2 separate regions of the Homo sapiens genome follow, and region 2 is linked to region 1. The links are chromatin loops, found by intact Hi-C in ENCODE. Cell type or tissue: ascending aorta. All regions are shown on one strand. Each heading gives the region's core, and the rest is flanking DNA. Links, peaks and the distances in the headings are about the cores only.

What was found. Hi-C counts contacts between places; a loop is a spot of excess contacts. Peaks named below come from ENCODE experiments on the same cell type or tissue, not always from the same donor. Only the 100,000 strongest peaks of a DNase experiment are listed, where the experiment ranks them.
Region 2: it touches region 1 in a loop (3-fold over the local background); 12 of 110 quality-filtered maps call a loop at or near these places.

The regions. Positions count from the first base shown.
Region 1 is chr22:40,634,469-40,639,834 of GRCh38, forward strand. MRTFA (myocardin related transcription factor A) reads right to left here and starts at 2,251. Exons shown (of 15, transcript NM_020831.6): 1 at 2,010-2,251. RefSeq lists a silencer at 1,706-2,015 and enhancers at 2,276-2,585, 3,325-4,524. In ascending aorta, for the core only: no CTCF peak of the experiment used is centred there; DNase peaks (open chromatin) are centred at 2,383, 2,793, 3,143, 3,433 and 3 weaker places; H3K4me3 peaks cover 3,440 bases; H3K27ac peaks cover 3,033 bases.
Region 2 is chr22:40,496,774-40,502,139 of GRCh38, forward strand. All of the region lies in intron 3 of MRTFA (myocardin related transcription factor A), which reads right to left. Among named protein-coding and RNA genes, the nearest start is that of MRTFA-AS1, 22 kb to the right of the region's middle. RefSeq lists an enhancer at 1,662-2,161. In ascending aorta, for the core only: no CTCF peak of the experiment used is centred there; a DNase peak (open chromatin) is centred at 2,618; H3K4me3 peaks cover 382 bases; H3K27ac peaks cover 3,031 bases.

The DNA of each region.
Region 1 (5,366 bases), core at 319-5,318:
TGCCATTTTCTTTGAAGCCTTCCCATACATCCACAGGAAAAGCTCCCTTGACTCTCCCAGTGAAGTCTGGATTTAGAGTGTATTTCAGCGCGTTACAATCATCTGTCATTTTTTGCCTCTCCCACTAGACTGTGAGCTCCTCATGAGCAGGGACCATATCTCACTTATCTTGACAGCCCCAGCCCTTAGAAAAACACCTGGCACGTTACAAACATGGAACAAAAAGTCTGTTGAATGAATAAATGAAGTCATCCCTTAAGTAGTACTTGTAATTACTAACGGGTGACCCAAACTTTATGGTTTTGCCCTTTATAGGCTGAGATTCTATTTCATACTCTTTTTAATCACTCCCTAATAGCATCTGGCAGAGTACTAAGGACATGGAAACTCTCCAATAAATACTTTTGGGTGATGGGATACATATTACTCTTCCACCTCTCTTGATTTGACTCTAAATAACTTATTCAAGTGGATGTGACTTTTGGAAGCCTTCTTAAAAACGGGCTCTTCTTAATAGTTATTGGCCAAAAACTGAAACAAACACTAGAGCTAAACTACAGATATTTTTTTCTTTGCAGGTGTTTTTAAAGAACGCAGTAATGGATTGCTTCTTTCTAAATCATTTCAATAAGAAACAGTAACATAAAGCCCTTTGGTTCGCTATGAAAAATGCAAACGACATTAAGCAAAACTTAGTTTAATAACTTCCAGCCAAAGGTTCCCCACCCTGCAGTCATAGGGCTGTGGGCCAGCTGGCTGTACCACCTCACCCCCGGGAGATGACTGCTTTTCAACAGTAAAACTGCGTAAGTGACATTTGGAGTTTTGGGGGTCTTCTGAAGTAAAACATGTAGGTCTAACTTCTTACTGACAATAAGTCTTAACGTTACAGGCTTCGGCTTGATGTAGAAAGGACCCTGAAAAGATCTCAAAAACTTGCAACTCGGGGACATTCCAGACGTCTTATGAGTTTAAAACTATGTAAAAACATACGAAGCATGGGGTAATTCCATTATTATATTTAAGTGATGTATTCCACATTCCTGTATATACACACACTTCATGCCAAACAGAGGCTGGCAAGCAAGTTAACCATTCAACTGCCCTTTCGTTATGCTGCATAACAGGGAGACAACAGAGAGAAATCTTGACAATGCCAAGCTGGGCTAGTGCTTAAAGGCACACAGGCAAACCAGGCATTCTCAACATCCCAAAAGCAAACATTTCTTGGGCCCTTACTATGGGCCAAGCACTGTGTCAAACGCTTCACGTGAATTATTTCATTCGACACTTACAACAAACAACCGTATGCGATTGGTGCTATTATCCTCATTTTTCAGACGAGGAAACCAAGGCACAAGATTACACAGCTAGCAAGTGGCAGGTTTGGGAGTCGACTCAAAAGGTCCAGCCCTAGGCACTATGGAGTATCAAAGGTACCCGAAGCGGGGAGGGTGGACTGCATCAGCGTCCTGACAGACGCTTTCTTAGGAGGTAAAGTTCTTGGCCATCAAGTTTCAGATTTGCAGAGCCCTGTACACCTGGCAGCATTCAGGTTTGCTATACTGGCACCAACAAGTCCAGCTGAGCCTCCTTGCCTGGGAATCCCAAGGACTGCACTTGGATCCTGAAGGTCTGCACAAGACCCCAGAGAAAGCGGCCGACACCCCGTCCCTGCAATCAAAACACATCCCGGGAGAAGCGAGGGCGAGGACCTCCGTGCCTCCCCGCCCCGCGCAGCACAGCCCTGCCAGGCAGTGCACAGGTGCACGACCGCGCCCGCCCGCCCGGCCCGGCCCGGGTCCCAGCCCCGGCACAGTGACCGCCGCTCTGCGACTCCGGCCCCGAGGGCAGGGGCAGAAGGCCGGCAAGAAGAGGGCAGGGGACGCGAGGGCCGCCTCGCCCGACCCCCCGAGGACGCGCGCAGCAGGGTCGGGGGGGAAAAAGGATGCTCCAGGCGGGGCGAGGCCGCGGTGGGGGAGGGGTCCCCAACCCGGACTCTCACTCACCGCCTCGCGCGGCTCCCGGCCGGGTTCCGCGGCTCGCCCCACTCCGGCTCTAGCCGCCCGCGTCTCCTCTCGAGGCTCACTGTCCAGCCCGGGCGCACGGAGCTGAGAAGTCGCCGCCAGCGGAGGGCGTGTGGCCAGCGGCAACCAAGAGGGTGGGAAAGATGGGACCGTCGCTCTCGCCGCCGCGGCCACCACAGACACTGCCGCCGCCGGCTCCTCTCAGCCACGGAAGCTGCGGGCCCGCCCACCACGCCCGCCTCCCGTCCTGAAGACTGTCCGCTGGAGAAGTGACGGCGGCGCTAGCCAATCAGAGGCCTGATCGGGGTCGTGATCGGCGGACTAAAGGGCGGGCGGAGAAGGAAGCGGCATGAAGAAGGCGAAAACGGCGGCCTGACTTCCTGTGACTGACGGCACGGCGCAGCCAATGGGCAACGGGGAGATGACCTCATCTCTGAGGAAAGTCTGGAACTGGCTGAGCTGCGGCGAGGGGGTTGGCGACGAGCCGGGGGCGGAGCTCTGGGCCTTAAAGAGGCCGCAGCCCTGTGGTCACCCTGTGAAGGGAAGGGCGGTGGACCCTGCCGGATCTTGCGAAGTTGCCAAGGGGTCAATGCCCAGGCGCGAGTAATTACTGCATTAATCCCAGACCCCATCCCGATTCTTGTCGGGGACTGAAGGGTCTCCGCCTGGGGCTCCGAAGTCGATCATTTCACATTCACGCTTCCCAAAACGAGACACAATAAATTCCGCTCTGGCCTGGAGCCTTGAATTCCCGTTACGGTCCCGCCCCGCCGAGGCCCGTCGCCTTGTTTCTCTGAGTCAGTTTCCCCAACGGTGAAAGGGAGGACGCTGACACCTGCCTGCCCCTCCCTATCTGCCGAGGCCGTGGAGATCAGCAGCAGCGAAAGCGCTCTGGGCTTAGAAGAGGAAAAGGGCTGCGTGAGCCCAAGAGCTTGCATCGGAAGGCTCCAGGAAGAGCATCTGCAAAAAAGAGGATTCCACGGGATGACCCCCGACAACTCTTGGAATTCTAAAATCCTATACCCTTGCCCGCACCCATTCGTGTAGTGAAGGGGCGCGCGTTAGGCGCAGAGGCCACACGCTCCGCAAGTGAACCCGGGCACCTCTCTGAACCTATTCCGGGCTGAGGGCGGGGAGCGGGTGGCTGCCCGATTTAAAAACATGTATATGTATGTGTATGTGTATGTGTATGTGTATGTGTATGTGTATGTGTATATGTATATGTATATGTATATGTATATGTATATGTATATGTATTATGAGTGAAGTCCATGACTGCAACAGGGAGAAAGGAGAAAGGCGAAAGGGGAGAGAGCAACAAGGTAAGCCAGGCCCACTGTGATGACAGCTGCGGTCATGCAGGCCCTTCGTATCCGCCTTCCTCCCCAGCAATGGGAGAGAGCCCAGAAAAGGAGAAATAACCCCAACTCGATGGGGTGGAAAAGGGGGAAGCGCTTTCCGGAAGGCTTCCGGGATGGGGTCACCAGAGTCAGAGGAAGGAGTAACAGTAGATAGAAGAAGAAGTGGTCAGGGGCGTTCTTCTAGGTTTGGGGCGGACCCGCGTGAAGATGCAAAGACTGAAAAGGGGCGGCTCACTTTACATTCCAAGGTAAATTCTCACTATGACCCCCTTTTCCCCATCAAAGGCTTCTGGGACTGCCCATGGGTGAACTCAGAGGGAGGGTAGGAGAGGGTGCTGCTCTATCCAATGGCGGCAAAAGTCAAAGTGGCCTTGGGTATTCCCAATTACTCACTATAAATCAGCTTCCAATGCCGGTCGCAGAATCTTGGAGTTAGACGGGATCCTCGTGGGCTCTTAGTCACACACACCTTCCCCAAGGCAAAAATTCTTGCACAAAATACCTGATAAAATTATTTATTCGATAAATATTTTTTGAGTAAGAACACTGAGGGGGTAAGCTAGATGAGATACAGTCACTACCCTGGGGGTGCTTACACCAAACTGGAGGATGCTAAGGCACGTACTGCGGTGACTGCAATGCCAGGCCGGTATCCCAGGTGACTAAAACAGGATGCAGGCCGGGTGCGGTGGCTCACGCCTATAATCCCAGCACTTTGGGAGGTCGAGGCGGGCGGATCACGAGGTCAGGAGACCAAGACCATCTTGGCCAACACGGTGAAACCCCGTCTCTACTAAAAAACAGAAAAAATTAGCTGGGCGTGGTGGCGGGCGCCTGTAGTCCCAGCTACTCGGGAGGCTGAGGCAGGAGAATGGCGGAACCTGGGAGGCAGAGCTTGCAGTGAGCTGAGATCGCGCCACTGCACTCCAGCCTGGGCGACAGAGTGAGACTCCATCTCAAAACAAAAAACAAAAACAGGATGCAGTCCGGGCGCGGTGACTCACGCCTGTAATCCCAGCGCTTTGGGAGGCCGAGGCGGGCGGATCACGAGGTCAGGAGATCAAGACCATCCTGGCTAACACGGTGAAACCCCGTCTCTACTAAAAACAGAAAAAATTAGCTGGGCGTGGTGGCGGGCGCCTGTCAAGTCCCAGCTACTCGGGAGGCTGAGGCAGGAGAATGGCATGAACCCGGGAGGCGGAGCTTGCAGTGAGCCGAGATGGCGCCACTGCACACCAGCCTGGGCGACAGAGCGAGACTCCGTATTTAAAAAAAAAAAAAAAAAAGAGGATGCAGAAGTGCGCCTCGGAGGAGAAAGTACCCCCACTGGAATTATTGGGGTGGGGCAGATTTCCCCAAAACATGACCAAGGTGGGGCATTCCAGATAGTACCCACCCAGACACAGCCCTCCTTAAAAAGCCCAGGTAATGAGGAGGCACAAGTGTATTTTATTAGTCACAGGAAAAGAGATCTGCCCATTCATGGCAGAGACTGCAGGCAACCTCACCGTCTCACAAATATCTCTATACTTTTTCTGGACAACTTAAATTGTATACGTTTTATATACTATATATAGACACATATATATTTTGTGTATATATAAAGGGTTAGGCTGGATGTGGTGGCTCACACCTGTAATCCCAGCACTTTGGGTGGCCGAGACCAGAGGATCACTTGAGGTCAGGAGTTCAAGACCAGCCTGGCCAACATGGTGAAACCCCGTCTCTACTAAAAATACAAAAATGAACCGGGCGTGGTGATGCTCACCTGTAATCCCAGCTACTCGGGAGGCTGAGGCAGGAGAATTGCTTGAACCTGGGAGGCGGAGATTGCAGTGAGCCGAGATCCCACCACTGCACTCCAGCCTGGGTGACAGAGTAAGAGAGACTCTGTCTCAAAGAAAAAAAAAGCCAGGCGCGGTGGCTCACGCCTGTAATCCCAGCACTTTGGGAGGCCAAGGCGGGCAGATCACGAGGT
Region 2 (5,366 bases), core at 180-5,179, 140 kb before region 1:
TCTACATTTTCTACATCAAATAACTACTGTCTTTATAATAAGCCAAAAATCTTTTTCTCAAGAAAGGGCACCAGGCTGAGTCAGGAGTCCTGGTTTCCAGCAATATTACTAATCTCTACAAAGGAGTGGCTGGAGTAGACAAGGTGTCCTCTATCTCTAAAATGGAATGGTTCTCTAAGATTTATGGTGGGATTTGGCAAAGCTACACCCTTTGTTTTGTTTCATTTTTCTGTCAATACTTACTGTCTGCCTATCAAGTACCAGGTGTTGTGGACACAGAAAGGTGAAACACCTGCCCAAATGGAGTTGACACTACAGGCTGTTCAAGAAACGGAGACAGCCTTGTAACTATTTATACAATCCCTCAGCATGGTAAGTGCTCTGATGAGGACAAAGAAGAGGGGACCTTGCTGGGGCTGGAGAGTTAGAGAAGGCCTCCAGGAGGAGAGAAGGCACCTGCACTGAAATCTAAAATCATTTTTGTTTAAGTCAAACCAAAAAGATGGGAAGGGCATTCCAACCAAAGGCAGAGGAACGCACAAAAGCAAAAGTTATGAAAATAACAATTACTTGAGGAATGGAGAATAGAGAGAAAGAGAAATAGAGAAAGGTCATTTGGACAGCAGTGTGGAAACAAGGAGGGACAAAGACAGCAGCAGAGAGGCTGGTGAGGAAGAGGAAAATAATCTTCAGAAATCATATGGGTCAGGCTGGCTCACGCCTGTAATCCCAGCACTTTGGGAGGCCAAAACAGGTGGATCACAAGGTCAGGAGTTCGAGACCAGCCTGACCAACATGGTAAAACCCCATCTCTACTAAAAATACAAAAATCAGCCAGGCTTGATAGTGCACGCCTATAATCCCAGCTACTCAGGAGGCTGAGTCAGGAGAATCGCTTGAACTTGGGAGGCGGAGGTTGCAGTGAGCTGAGATCGCACCACTGCACTTCAGCCTGGGCAACAGAGACTGTCTCAAAAAAAAAAAGGAAATCGCATGGGGTAGTAAATCTTTTCTTCTTATGTAAAAGGCTACATATGCCATAAACAAACCTGATAAATATTAGTTTAAGATGTACCTTGGCCGGGCACAGTAGCTCACACCTGTAATCCCAGCACTTTGGGAGGCCAAGGCTGGTGGACTGCTTGAGCTCAGGAGTTGGAGACCAGTCTGGGCAACATGGCAAAACTCAGTCTCTACAAAAAAATCTTTTTAAAATATTAGATGGGTGTAGTGGCGCATGCCTGTAGTCCCAGCTACTCAGGAGGCTGAGGTGGGAGGACTGCTTGAGCCTGAGAGGTGGAGGGTGCAGTAAGCCAAGATCACAGCACTGCACTCCAGCACCTGGGTGACAGAGTAAGACCCTGTGTCAAAAAAAAGAATGCACTTTACTATATTTACAAATATAGCATGCACTTACAAAAATTTACCAAACAAAATGTCAGCATGCTTCTATTTTCCACAGTTAACGGTACACACTTCATATATATATATATATATATATTTTTTTTTTTTTTTTTTTTTTTTTTTTTGAGGCAGGGTCTCACTCTGTAGCTCAGGATGGAGTACAGTGGCATGATCACAGCTCACTGCAGCCCTGATCTCCTGGGCTGAGATGATCCTCTCACCTCAGCCTCCCAAGTAGCGGGGACTAAGGTACAAGCTACCATGCCCAGCTGATTTTTGCATTTTTTTGTAGAGATGAGGTTTCACCATGTTGCGCAGGTTGGTCTTGAATTCCTGGGCTCAAGAGATCCACCCACCTCAGCCTCCCAAAGCGGTAAGATTATAAGCATGAGCCACTGTCCCCAGCCTCATTCAATAAATATTTGTTGAGTATGTGTCATGCATATGGTAGGTGCTGAGGGAGAAGACAGACACAGACAGTAAACAAATGAACCATCAAAGCACCCAAGACAACCAACCAGATGTCTTTTTGTATGGCCAAGACCTATGCAGATCTCTACCTCTCAGGAGCAGGCCACAGGCAGGATGATACAGTGGCTAGGAATTTGCACTTGAAATCAGACAGACCTTTGTTTAAATTTTAGCTCTTATCACCTGTTGCCAACTCTGGTTTTGAGTAAGTTACTTAACCTCTCTAAGCTTTCATTTCCTTACCTGAAAATAAAGATAATATGACCAAATTTATACGGTTTTAGGGTGAATTTAATCAATCAATCAATAATCAGTGTGTTGGGTATACAGAATGTTCAGCCAATCGTCCCTTTTATTTTATTATTAATTTTCCACTTTTAGAACAGACAATGATGTCCCACAACACAGACAAAAATATTCACAGGGTAGAAAAAAAGGGAAAGAAAGGTATAAAAATGATCTGTTTAACATTTCTAAATTCACATCTTAGTGAATTCACAACCGTTTTTCTCGTAAAGATGTCATGCTTGGAACTTACATTCCTTTAGGATTTCTCAAACTGTTAACATCTTGTCTGCATTACATGACCTAGTAAATTAAATAAAATCTATCACCCAAAATAGGGAACCAGCCACAATCTCTCCCTGGATTCCTTGTTCTGATTCTCTGACTAATACTGAGTCATTTAAAGAACACAGACAACACAGAGCACTGATAAGCAGTCTGAACACAAAACTGAGGAGCAGAGGTGCCAGAGCACACTATGGACTGACCACAGACTACAAGCAGAACTTTCTGAAACAGAAAAATCAAGATAAAAGGAGAGTTTCCTAACTGGCTGTAACTTGAGTAATTATGCCTTCCAAGAGAAAAGCAGCACAGAAATTAACATATTTCTCAAGCCAGAAGAAAACTTTTTTAAAATTTTAATACCTCCTTATCTGTGAAAAAAAAATTTTTAACCAAATTTTAAAACTCCTTCCTCCCTATAATTACATCCTCAAAAATGTTTTAACTACCTCTTAAAATGTTTATTTCTTACAAATGACTCTGTAAGCAACACTGGTCATTTAAAGATTTTGAAGGCATACATAAAACACAAAAAGAAAATGTCTTCTCTGTGACCTGACACCTTAAGGGTCAAACTGATTTTACTTCAACTTTCACCATAAATTTCCCTTTGTATTAAAACCAGGTGTGACACTTCAGCCCAAAAACAAGTATTTAAGAAGCAGAGGAAACCTGGACAAGATTTTCAAGTAGACCTTTTTTTTTTTTTTTTTTTTTTTTTGAGACCGAGTCTCACTCTGTCCCCAAGGCTGGAATGAAATGGTACGATCTCGGCTCACCGGCTCACCGCAACGTCCGCCTCCAGGGTTCAAGCAATTCTCCTGCCTCAGCCTCCCTAGTAGCTGAGATTACAGGCGCTCACCACTACACCCAGCTAATTTTTTGTATTTTTAGTAGAGATGGGGTTTCACCATGTTGGCCAGGCTGGTCTCGAACTCCTGATCTTGTGATTTGCCCACCTCGGCCTCCCAAAGTGCTGGGATTACAGGCATGAGCCACCGCGCCCGGCCCAGTCTATGATTTTTTTTTTTTTATGCTTCATTAAAGTAAAAGTCTATGCCTACAAAGAGAAATAATAACATACTTTCATATTGCTTTCTTTTTTTTTGTTACAGTTTTTATTTTTTTTATTTTTTTTTTAACATTTCATTTTTTATTTTTTTTATATTTTTATTTTTTTTAATTTATTTTTTTATTGATAATTCTTGGGTGTTTCTCACAGAGGGGGATTTGGCAGGGTCATGGGACAATAGTGGAGGGAAGGTCAGCAGATAAACAAGTGAACAAAGGTCTCTGGTTTTCCTAGGCAGAGGACCCTGCAGCCTTCCGCAGTGTTTGTGTCCCTGATTACTTGCGATTAGGGATTGGTGGTGACTCTTAACGAGCATGCTGCCTTCAAGCATCTGTTTAACAAAGCACATCTTGCACCGCCCTTAATCCATTTAACCCTGAGTGGACACAGCACATGTTTCAGAGAGCACCGGGTTGGGGGTAAGGTCACAGATCAACAGGATCCCAAGGCAGAGGAATTTTTCTTAGTGCAGAACAAAATGAAAAGTCTCCCATGTCTACTTCTTTCTACACAGACACGGCAACCATCCGATTTCTCAATCTTTTCCCCACCTTTCCAGCCTTTCTATTCCACAAAGCCGCCATTGTCATCCTGGCCCATTCTCAATGAGCTGTTGGGCACACCTCCCAGACGGGGTGGTGGCCGGGCAGAGGGGCTCCTCACTTCCCAGTAGGGGCGGCCGGGCAGAGGCGCCCCTCACCTCCCGGACGGGGCGGCTGGCCGGGCGGGGGGCTGACCCCCCAACCTCCCTCCCGGACGGGGCGGCTGGCCGGGCAGAGGGGCTCCTCACTTCCCAGTAGGGGCGGCCGGGCAGAGGCGCCCCTCACCTCCCGGACGGGGAGGCCGGCCGGGCAGGGGGCTGACCCCCCCCACCTCCCTCCCGGACGGGGCGGCTGGCCGGGCGGGGGGCTGACCCCCCCACCTCCCTCCCGGACGGGGCGGCTGGCCGGGCAGAGGGGCTCCTCACTTCCCAGTAGGGGCGGCCGGGCAGAGGCGCCCCTCACCTCCCAGACGGGGCGGCTGGCCCAGCGGAGGGCTGACCCCCCCACCTCCCTCCCGGACAGGGCGGCTGGCCGGGCGGGGGGCTGACCCCCCCACCTCCCTCCCGGACGGGGCGGCTGGCCGGGCAGAGGGGCTCCTCACTTCCCAGTAGGGGCGGCCGGGCAGAGGCGCCCCTCACCTCCCAGACGGGGCGGCTGGCCCGGCGGAGGGCTGACCCCCCCACCTCCCTCCCGGACAGGGCGGCTGGCCGGGCGGGGGGCTGACCCCCCCACCTCCCTCCCGGACGGGGCGGCTGGCCGGGCAGAAGGGCTCCTCACTTCCCATTAGGGGCGGCCGGGCAGAGGCGCCCCTCACCTCCCAGACGGGGCGGCTGGCCGGGTGGAGGGCTGACCCCCCCACCTCCCTCCCGGACAGGGCGGCTGGCCGGGCAGAGGGGCTCCTCACTTCCCAGTAGGGGCGGCTGGGCAGAGGCGCCCCTCACCTCCCAGACGGGGCGGCTGGCCGGGTGGAGGGCTGACCCCCCCACCTCCCTCCCGGACAGGGCGGCTGGCCGGGCGGGGGGCTGACCCCCCAACCTCCCTCCCGGACGGGGCGGCTGGCCGGGCATAGGGGCTCCTCACTTCCCAGTAGGGGCGGCTGGGCAGAGGCGCCCCTCACCTCCCAGACGGGGCGGCTGGCCGGGCGGGGGGCTGACCCCCCCACCTCCCTCCCGGACGGGGCAGCTGGCCAGGCGGGGGGCTGACCCCCCCACCTCCCTCCCGGACGGGGTGGCTGGCCGGGCTGAGGGGCTCCTCACTTCCCAGTAGGGGCGGCCGGGCAGAGGCGCCCCTCACCTCCCGGACGGGGC